Linked DNA regions of Homo sapiens: region 2 is linked to region 1. Evidence: chromatin loops called from intact Hi-C (ENCODE). Cell type or tissue: heart right ventricle. All regions are shown on one strand. Each heading gives the region's core, and the rest is flanking DNA. Links, peaks and the distances in the headings are about the cores only. Region 1 overlaps LINC00400 (long intergenic non-protein coding RNA 400). Region 2 overlaps TNFSF11 (TNF superfamily member 11).

What was found. Peaks named below come from ENCODE experiments on the same cell type or tissue, not always from the same donor. Only the 100,000 strongest peaks of a DNase experiment are listed, where the experiment ranks them.
Region 2: it touches region 1 in a loop (3-fold over the local background); 16 of 110 quality-filtered maps call a loop at or near these places.

What each region holds. Positions count from the first base shown.
Region 1 is chr13:43,130,023-43,135,399 of GRCh38, forward strand. The region is part of intron 1 of LINC00400 (long intergenic non-protein coding RNA 400); the gene reads left to right. Among named protein-coding and RNA genes, the nearest start is that of LINC00400, 20 kb to the left of the region's middle. In heart right ventricle, for the core only: a CTCF peak has its summit at 2,472; no DNase peak of the experiment used is centred there; H3K27me3 peaks cover 269 bases.
Region 2 is chr13:42,602,184-42,607,560 of GRCh38, forward strand. TNFSF11 (TNF superfamily member 11) reads left to right here. Exons shown (of 5, transcript NM_003701.4): 5 at 4,314-5,377. The coding sequence ends at 4,735. Among named protein-coding and RNA genes, the nearest start is that of TNFSF11, 31 kb to the left of the region's middle. In heart right ventricle, for the core only: no CTCF peak of the experiment used is centred there; no DNase peak of the experiment used is centred there.

The DNA.
Region 1 (5,377 bases), core at 277-5,276:
TCCTTTTTTTTTATTTTTGAATGAACAGTTAGCACTTCTATATAAATGGGACAAGATGCAGCAAAATCAAATTAATTTTGAATTCCTCTTGAAAAAAAGCATGGCAATGGATCTTGTAGGCAGAACAGTTAGAGCAGGAAGGGTTCCTGTCTCTTCTGAGCATAGGGCAGTAGCAGTGAGATTTCTAGTCATCTACTGCCTCTGAAATAGCCTCCTGCATTGATTTGCTTTCTGCTGCTGTGGAGGGTGGGAAGGGGCAAATAATTTGTTTCTTGTTTTGTTCCTGTCTTATTCTTTGTCCTCACAACTCCCAACGCATGCACACACACACACACACACACACACACACACACACATCCACACACATCTTAGAGGCTCTCAGGTGCAAGGCAATGAATGGTCTATGGGAAAATGGTGGGAAAATGCATATTCTTTCTGAAAAAAAATGTATATTCCATCGCTTTTTTTGAAAGAAATTGCTAAATGGACCCCAAACCATCTCCTCTGACTTATATCTAATGTTTTGTGAAAGCCGTGGACATTGGTGCCTTGAAATGTCACTGAAGCCTCTCACCAGCCCCTCACAGAGGTGCTGTGCCATGCTCTGGACCTGACTTCTCATGCCAGTCTCTGCAAGTAGCAAGCATGGCACTCAAGCCACAGGGAATAAAAACTGTGACAAGGAAAGACAGACTGTCCACCTGGTTGGACCACTGCCAAGTCATGTCCTTCCCTGTGTCATTCCATCTAGGATATTTTTCCCATTGGCACCAACTTCATTGCAATTGCCACCTTGAAAAGTGGAGCCCTCTTGGTTGAGGCTTCTGTGTCACTCAAGGTCACAATCTTGTTGCTCAAGGCCCTGGTTGTAACCTCAAAGAACGTCAGTCCTCTGCTGAGGAAAGAGGCTGAGCAGGGAAAAGGTGCCACCTGGGCCCAAGCAAGGGGAACCTGGGAACATGGCATTTACAAAGTGCAGGACAGCGTGGGGCCTCAGAGGGGAAAGTGGTCATTCAGCAGAAACACTCGGGTGAATCTCTGGCCTGATCTCTATGTAAGCAGACAAACTAGCCAAAAGGCATGACTGGTGGATTTCAAAAGATGTTCTGTGAAGAAATGTTATTTCTGAGTTGGAAGTAGGAGGAACTCTTTGAGATCCCCACTGTATTACACAAATGTTGACAGCCTCCTCAGATTCCTTCAAAGCCACCTTACTTCCAAAGCTGCTGCCTGCCCCTCACACCCCTCACCCCACCAACAGCATCACTGTCTTTGCCAAGCCCTGGAACTGCCTGGAATCCAGTTGGGGCCCTGAGTCTGTGTGACCCTGTTACCAGAAAGGGGTCTCAATTCAGACCCCAAGAGAGGGTTCTTGGATCTTGCACAAGAAAGAATTTGGGGTGAGTTCATGGAGTAAAGTGAAAGCAAGTTTATTAGAGAAGTAAAGAAACAAAAGAATGGCTACTCCATAGGCAGAGCAGTGGCATGGGCTGCTTGACTGAGTACACTTATGTTTATTTCTTGATGATATGCTGAACAAGGGGTGGGTTATTCACGAATTTTCCAGGAAAGGGGTGGGCAATTCCTGGAACTGAGGGTTCCTCCACTTTTTAGACCATATAGGGTAACTTCCCAGTGTTGCCATGGCACTTGTAAACTGTCATGGCGCTGATGGGAGTGTCTTTTAGCACACAAATATCACAATTAATATATAATGAGCAGTGAGGATGACCAGAGGTCACTTCCATCACTATCTTGGGTTTGGTGGGTTTTGGCTGGCTTCTTTACTGCGTCCTGTTTTACCAGCAGGGGCTTTTTGACTTGTATCCTTTCATACTAGTCCTGCCAACCTCCTATCTCATCCTGTGACTAAGAATGCCTGATCTCCTGGGAATGCAGCCCAGCAGGTCTCATCCTCATTTTACCCAACTCCTATTCAAGATGGAGTCACTCTGGTTTGAATACTTCTGATAACCCCATCCCCACTGCTGAGCATCCTCATTCCTGGTCACTTTTCCACTCCAGGATTTGGATAAAATACCACAGCCATGGGCATGGGACCTGGCCTCCTGAGCAGCTCCTGAGGAGCCAGATGATACCCAGAAATGCAAGGTGTTACCTCCATGGTGTGTGAACCTGAACCAAGGTAACTGGAGGTGGAGAGTATGTCCTCCCTCCACCCTGAGGTGTGATTCAACCTGGCTAATCTTCTGCAGAAGTCCCATGAGCTGAGCGGACACACTCAGGGCAGTTTGTGTCTCTAGCCACTCACCAAGAAGCAGCATCTAGAGCAGCACCATTGCATCACCTTGATCCTCATCTTTCCTGCCTTTCCTCCTCTTTCTTTCCTCACCTCTCCAAGGTTACACCTCTCCAATAAAGCAGCCGCACTGTAATCCTTGCCTCAGCCTCTGTGTGGAGGACGGGGCTAGGAAAACTAGCTACATGAGTCATACTCAGAGCTCCTCCCTGTGGCAAGCATTTTAGGTAAAGGAGTAGGTGGTGAAAATCATGGCCTTTCTCTACGAATCAGTCCAAAGACTCTCCCCTTCATTTGCTAAATGACCCCTGATGTTACAGCCACCTCTGGAAGCTGCAAGTTTCCCAAAAGCTGAGGTTGAGGAAGGGTCGGTTGGTTAATTGTTTTTAAGAAGCAGTGTAATGGACCTTATTACTTAATTGACAAAGGGCTTGACTGGTGGAAAATGAAGCCTCCTTGCCTCCAAGATGTTGCAATTAGTTTTCTTTAAAACAGAAAAGAAATGTTCCTGAATAATCAAAAGAACAATAGCAATAGTAGCAACACCCCAAGTTACAAATTGCCTGGGCTATTGGCCTCCTTTAAACACACACATAGGGGGCATTGCTTTTTCCTGTCCAGAGGAAAGAAAGCTGATGCTCTTCCCCTCTCACTCAATGCCCTCCTCACAAAGTCTTGCTGACCCTGCCTCGTGTAAATATTTCATTATTTACGGGTGTGTTGGTTTATTCACGCACCTGCCCAGCCATCCTGTGATCTCTCTGTTTGTGTGGAGCCTGTGTGTGACTAGTTGGTTGCAGCTGGTGCTAATGAGGCCAAAGCCTGGGTTCAATCCCCAAGGGGGCCAGTTAACTTCACCTGCTCCGTGGCTAGAGGCTGCACTCAACAGCTCTGAATGGAGCTTGTGTTGTGTGTACTGGGCGACAGGCACAGGGGTAGAGGGAAGGGAGGAGATGGTTCAGCATGTGGTCCCCATGTCTGCTGGAGAAACAGCCACAGCCCTTGGCACCTTCCACCCCTGCAAAGGTCAGCACTGTGTTTCTTGTTTTTTTTCCCCCTAAGATTACTTCTTTTATCCTAAGGTTAGAGGACGTGGGCATGTATGTTTTAAAATTTCCCCTTTTTATTTAATTGGCAAGTATTATGTCTTATGAGTTAAAGAGTAAGGCACATTTTTTTGGCCTCAATTCCTTTGGGCATCCATTATTCATTTACTAGAACACACAGCCTACTGGAGAGGTGCATCTGTGGACATCAGAAAAAAAAAAACTAGGAGGAGTTACAGATTGTGGCATAAGGTTTGGTGAAAATATTCAAGAAAAAAATTATTCACTCAACAAATACTTATTGACTGCCTATTATGTCTCAGGCACTACACTAAAGATACAATAGTGAACAAAATAGATTTTAAAATTTCTGCTCTATGGAGCTTAAATTCCAGAGGGAGAAGGTGGTGCAATAGATAGTAAATAAGAAAAAGGTAGTAAAAAATATGTATTTTACATAACCATAATTTTGAAGAAGAATAGAGCAGGAAATGGACAGAAGTCACTAGGAAGGGTACTCCAACTATAATAGGATGGTTAAGGTAGACCTCAGTGAAAAATGATGTTAGGGCAAGGACCTGAAGTAAGGGAGAGTGAGCTGCGTAGCTAGCAGAGGGAAGAGCAAAGGTGAGAAGGGCAAGGAGGGAGCATGCATAGTGCCTGGTATGTTTGAGGAACAGCCGGGCGGGGGTGCAGTGTGGCTGAGGCAGAGGGAGTGAGGGAGAGGCGATGTTCCTGAACTGAACTGGGGTGTGCTCACCTGCTGCAATAAGATCAAACATCCACACAGAGGTTTGCAGAGGGAGAAAGGAGGGCATTTATTTGCAGGGCACCAGGCAATGTTGATTGGGCAGCTCATGCTTAAGACCTGAACCCTTGCAAAGGTTTGCAAGCGAGGGTTTTTAAAGGCAAGGGAAATTTTCAGGAAAACAAGTTAATACAGGCAAATTTAAATCAAGGCATGGAGGTTATACATTGGTTTGGCCTAAGAAGGTGGGACACCTTGAAGCGGGGCCTTTACACGTCATAGGTGGGTTCACAGATTTTCTGATTTGCAATTGGTTAAGGAAAAGAAGCTTTGTTTAAAAATGTGGGGTTAGCAGAAAAGAACGTTAGCTCTGGCTCACAGGTGTGACTTCTTCCAGGCCCATCAGGAAGAAAGAACGAAGAGCAGTGGTCGGAGTTCAGTCCCCGGTTCCCCCTTATCCAAGGTCTGTGTGCCAGCAGATACATTTGGTGGGGGTCCAGGTTTTGAAAACAACTCAGGGACATACGTTAAGAATTAATCTTTAGTTTCTATAGGGAACCAAACATCCCATGACTCTAATTTCCTTGGCTATTGTTTTAGGCTACTATTACCTTCTTGCTGATCAAATTGCTCATTTACTTCTCAGGGCCAGCTAAGTGCCTGCAATCTGAAGGAACTTAAGATTTTTCATTTCCATGCTTGTGGTAGTGAGGGGGGCACAGGCCCCTAAGAGGGGTCCCTGCTCCATCTCAGGATGGGAGATGCAGCCAAGAAAAAAGGGAGGAAGGAGAATCAGGTGGCGTCTACAGGCCCTTGCAAAAGCTTTGGCTTCTTTCTCAAAAAGTTAGAAAAGGCTTCCTCAAAGATGTTGCTTCTGAGTCGGGTCCCAGGAGCTGATTAGTGTTAACTCATTCATCTGCACTCCGGCTGAAGCAGGTGTTGCCAGACTGACCGTGTAATTTGGTAGTTAACATGTGTGTACCAGGCTGTGTTTTCAGACTTGAAGACAGAGTGGAGTTAGCATCTGCTCCTACCCCTCCCTCACCCACCCCATCCCCACGCACTCATACACACTACCGGCCTGGGAGTCATATGAAGCTTATATGGTCCCACCATGGGGGCCCACACAAGGACCGGGATTAGTTTGCCCACCAGCCAGGCAGGTGGGGGCTCAGAACAGATAAAGATTTGTATTATTTCTTGAGCCACAGTTATAGATGTCAGCTCATGCTTGCTAAAGAAACAAATGAAAATTAACTGGCAAGGCAACCCCAGGGCAACTGAATGAGGGAGAAAGCAAACACTCCCCGGGTTCCAAGCAGG
Region 2 (5,377 bases), core at 1-5,000, 530 kb before region 1:
ATTGCAATCACATATGCTTCAGCTTCATCATGTCTAAAATGGGGATGTTGATAGCATCTGCCTCAAGGGGTAGCTATGAAGATGAAATGAGGTAGACTGCTAACATTCTTGTGTGGAAGAACGGCCATAGTAAGCACTTGGGAGTGTGATTTGTTATTTTTGAGTTCAATTAAATAATTATACATATTCCACCTTTTTCCTACAAATAATTTAAGGCAAGTTTTTCTCGGAGTTAAAGAAAGAAAGTTCAAGTTTTGCTAAGTTATTTGGAAAACTTTGTTACGGCATGGACAAGGGGGAATTTTTCCTGACCGAAGACACAGAAAGGGAGAAACCAATTCTTTGGCTTTTAGAGGATTTTCCAAATGACCTCTCCTGTCCCAGACACTTGCTTCATAAATAATTTGTCTCACTGTGTGTCTATGCATGTCTTGTGGTGGAGCTACACTAATTTTCTCTGAGTGGAAAACTGTTTTGCATGTTAGCAAAGGCAATCAAATAAATATGGATGCATCTGTATTAATTTCTCTGAGTGGAAAACTATTTTGCATGTTAGCAAAGGCAGTCAAATTAATACTAATGCATCAGCTGTGTGTGCTATTAATGTTCCCTACATTTATCTTTTCAGTTCACTTTAAATGGCATATGATAAATATTGCATTAGACCGTTTGCCAAAGTCTGTTTGGCAATAGCAAGCATGTTTTAGTTATAAAACTCTCTCTGCAGGCACCTAGCATCAAATCATTGCCAAAAACACAAGGCAAAACTCCTGGTTATTTTCTGACAGTTATTGAGTTTGTGACTGAGTGAGATGAGTTAGTGTATACTTCTGTTTAAGAAAATAGAATTTGTGGCTCTGGCTGGGCCCACAACTCCTTGAGTCCATTTATTACCCAGTTTTGGCCAGTACTGGAGGTTTCAGAGGAAGTGGCTTTAAATTTGCATGTTCATTTTGGGGCTCTGTTTTATACTTACTTACACAAGTAAAATCAGAATCTGCCTTATATGGACTGATACCACTTGCATTTTCAAAATATCTTAGATGAAATGCGTTGGGAAGTATTTAGTGAGGTCAGAATACATGGCTTTCTTTAGGAGGATACTCAGGCTAAATATTTGCAGAGACCTCTTCTGCGGTACTTAGCAGCAGGGACTGAAGTGTAGGGCAGGGGAGGCTGGGAAAGCTGGCAGGCTGGAGTCAGGGGTTGTCAGTGTGCCTCAGTGATGAAAATCCAGGTTTCCATGTGAGGCCTGCTGTGTGATCACTGCATATTTTTCTCATGTTTTTACCTGGTATTATCTGCTTCTGAGTCCTCTCTTCACACTGACTGGCTCTCCTCCTTTTCCCCCATACGTGCCATGCATATTCCATTCTTTGCTCAGTTTCCTTCACTGACAATACCCTCCCTTTTCTCAGCCCATCCAAGTCTGACCCAAGGCCCCACTGTCCTCTGGCTTCTCTGCCCCTTCCTGAGCTGAGCTCTCCTGCTTGCCATGAATTTCTGTAGCTGTCTCTTGGCAGTTGCTTGTAACTGAATGTCAACCATGTGCTATGCAACATGCAGAAGTGAAAATGCATATTTTATATGCTCATTTTCTATTTTCTCTACTATTAGTGGTGAGTGCCATTAAGGCACAGTTGGTTGATGTAATTCTTAATTACGGGCAGACTGCCTGTTCCTAAAAACACCACGTAGATATTGTGTGACTGATCAAAAGCATGAACCAGTGAATGTATGAGTAAGTCAATGCACAAAAATAGAGAGATGTTTAGTAGGAAATAAGGGCACTTCTTCCACATGACTTACCTAACAATGGGAATGGTAATCGGTCAAGGTTCCTCTCTTCTCCTGCCTCTCTATTTCATATTCTTTCCTTGCCTTCCTAGGCCATATCTTGCTCTAACGCCAGCTGATCCATCCCATTGAGAGGGTAGACTTCTCTTCTGTTAAGAGATAACTATAAGAAAAATCATTGATTGAACAACAAATTGACTGCAAGAGTGGGATAAGAATGAAGGCAGCATGGGATAACTTGAGATGGGAAACATCTTGAATTTCATGGATTTTGTCAATGGATTAGAGGAATTGCTTTTACTAGTGTTCATGAAGGTGTGATGATCATGCTCACTCACTTGGGGCCAGATGATGGTATTTATATCTGGGGTGCTTTAATCTGGGATGACCTGAAATAAGACCTCCGATGAAAAAGAAGGGTGTTTATTGTGGTGAGCCCAGGAGGCAAGAGGGCCTGTGATGACCCCGCTGCAGATAGGTTGTGGAGTTCAGGAAATATCCTGTTTCTGGACAGAGGGATTGGAACCATTGAATTCTTGGTCTTCTCATGATGGGTTGCCCCACCGTTGGATGGCCCTTGCTGCAGTTTTTCTCCCAAGTGGTTGAAAGAACTGCCTGTTTGGTTCCTACAGCCTAGTTTTGAGGCTCCCAGATCATATCCCAGGCTCCCAGTTCTTTAGAGATAAAATTGTAGAACATTCTCTATCTTGTGGGCCTCTAGAGAAGGATGTAGATGTTCAAGGCCCACCAAACCAGACTAGGCTGGGAAGGTAACTAGTGTGTGTTTCCTTTTTTTTGTTTGTTTTGTTTGTTTGTTTTTTGAGACAGAGTCTTGCTCTGTCTCCCAGGCTGGAGTGCCGTAGCGCGATCTTGGCTCACTGCAACCTCCACCTCCTGGATTCAAGTAATTCTCCTGCCTCAGTCTCCTGAGTAGCTGGGATTACGGGCGCCTGCCACCGCGCCCAGCTAATTTTTTGTATTTTTAGTAGAGATGGGGTTTCACCATGTTGACCAGGCTGGTCTCGAACTCCCGACCTCATGATCCACCCACCTCAGCCTCCCAAAGTGCTGGGATTACAGGCGTGAGCCACCGTGCCCAGCCATGTGTTTCTTTCTCGATGAGGCTCTCATAAGGATTCACTCTAATCAGAGAGCTGTCAGTTTTGATGGATCTCTGGAATCCACTATAAGTCTTCATCTCTGGGCTAATTTATCTCCCTCAGCATCTCAGGGCCTGACCTAAGTTGTGGTTGGGTGTGACAGGCAGCAATGAACTTCTTGTGGCTGCAGGAACTCTCTCAACTCCAGTCTGAGACTCAACTCTGCTTTGTTTTGCTGATTTCAAACTGCTGACCACCTTAGTTTAGTATAAGTATTTACAAAATCCTCTGGAAGAAAAATGTATTTTTGTACTTTCCACAGTATTACAACTTTCCCACCATTAGTTACCAGCTTTTCCAGTTGAACAATAGTGTCCACATCAATACAAATCTTTGATTAATTGGGTTTATCACAGAGGTATTGCCAATTTTTAATGACCCAGGAAAATACACCAAAGGACCTGAAATATGAAAAGGATTGGACACACTGCTGGTTTAGAAGGTTCTTTAGAAATTTTTACTGCTCTGAAGCTGTAGCAAGAGGACCAGGTGTCACCTCATTTCAGGGGTGAGTAGGGCTAAATGAGAATTCTGGTCAGTCAGGAGAAGCTTTACAGACCTTTGGTCAGAAGGATTGTGTGAAGTTGTTAAGCTAGGGAGTGCAATGCTAAGAATATGTTCTTTTTGAGCTTCTCTGGAGTTAGCTTTTCAGTTGTGCAAGCTAAGGTGGGAGACACTTGGGCTACTGGAGGTGAAGAAAATAGATTATGAGAATTGAGTTTAGACGTCTGACCTTTCAGCCAAAGTTACTGTGACCCAGTTTTTCATCTCCTACTTTCCCTCTTCATGAGTTAAAAGAGAAGGTTGAGACTTGTGACATGTGGAAATTGTCTTCCTATCCTAGTTTCTTGCTTTCCTGTCTCAGTTGCCTTTGGCTTATCTCTTCCTTCAACCTGGAATGACCTTTCTGCTCCTGTCTGTGTGGCTGAATCCCATTTCTCTTAAGTTCTCAGGCTTAGCAGCAACTCCACAAAGGCATTCTTTACCCTTCTGGGTGGAAAGTTGTTCTTGTCTCTCCGTCCTTTGAGCTCCCATGGGAGTTACTGAACCTTGCCTATTGTTACTCATGCCTTACTTCTGCTCTGAACACATATCGTACTTACCCCTGGTGCACTATAGACGCCTTGAGGGCAGGAAAAATGAGTTTTTGTCTTCGTAGCCTCTACTGTGCCTAACAGAATGCACCAAGTACATCTGAATGTATTCTCCCCTTCTAGAAAAGAAATGCCAATAAGTTATTCTCCCTTTGAAATAATGACTGCTATACTATTTTTTCTCCCTAACCTCATAGAATTGTGAAGACGTCCTTCTCATTTAAGGACTGACTTTCAAATCTTATGCCTCTCTTCTCCACAGGTTCCCATAAAGTGAGTCTGTCCTCTTGGTACCATGATCGGGGTTGGGCCAAGATCTCCAACATGACTTTTAGCAATGGAAAACTAATAGTTAATCAGGATGGCTTTTATTACCTGTATGCCAACATTTGCTTTCGACATCATGAAACTTCAGGAGACCTAGCTACAGAGTATCTTCAACTAATGGTGTACGTCACTAAAACCAGCATCAAAATCCCAAGTTCTCATACCCTGATGAAAGGAGGAAGCACCAAGTATTGGTCAGGGAATTCTGAATTCCATTTTTATTCCATAAACGTTGGTGGATTTTTTAAGTTACGGTCTGGAGAGGAAATCAGCATCGAGGTCTCCAACCCCTCCTTACTGGATCCGGATCAGGATGCAACATACTTTGGGGCTTTTAAAGTTCGAGATATAGATTGAGCCCCAGTTTTTGGAGTGTTATGTATTTCCTGGATGTTTGGAAACATTTTTTAAAACAAGCCAAGAAAGATGTATATAGGTGTGTGAGACTACTAAGAGGCATGGCCCCAACGGTACACGACTCAGTATCCATGCTCTTGACCTTGTAGAGAACACGCGTATTTACAGCCAGTGGGAGATGTTAGACTCATGGTGTGTTACACAATGGTTTTTAAATTTTGTAATGAATTCCTAGAATTAAACCAGATTGGAGCAATTACGGGGTGACCTTATGAGAAACTGCATGTGGGCTATGGGAGGGGTTGGTCCCTGGTCATGTGCCCCTTCGCAGCTGAAGTGGAGAGGGTGTCATCTAGCGCAATTGAAGGATCATCTGAAGGGGCAAATTCTTTTGAATTGTTACATCATGCTGGAACCTGCAAAAAATACTTTTTCTAATGAGGAGAGAAAATATATGTATTTTTATATAATATCTAAAGTTATATTTCAGATGTAATGTTTTCTTTGCAAAGTATTGTAAATTATATTTGTGCTATAGTATTTGATTCAAAATATTTAAAAATGTCTTGCTGTTGACATATTTAATGTTTTAAATGTACAGACATATTTAACTGGTGCACTTTGTAAATTCCCTGGGGAAAA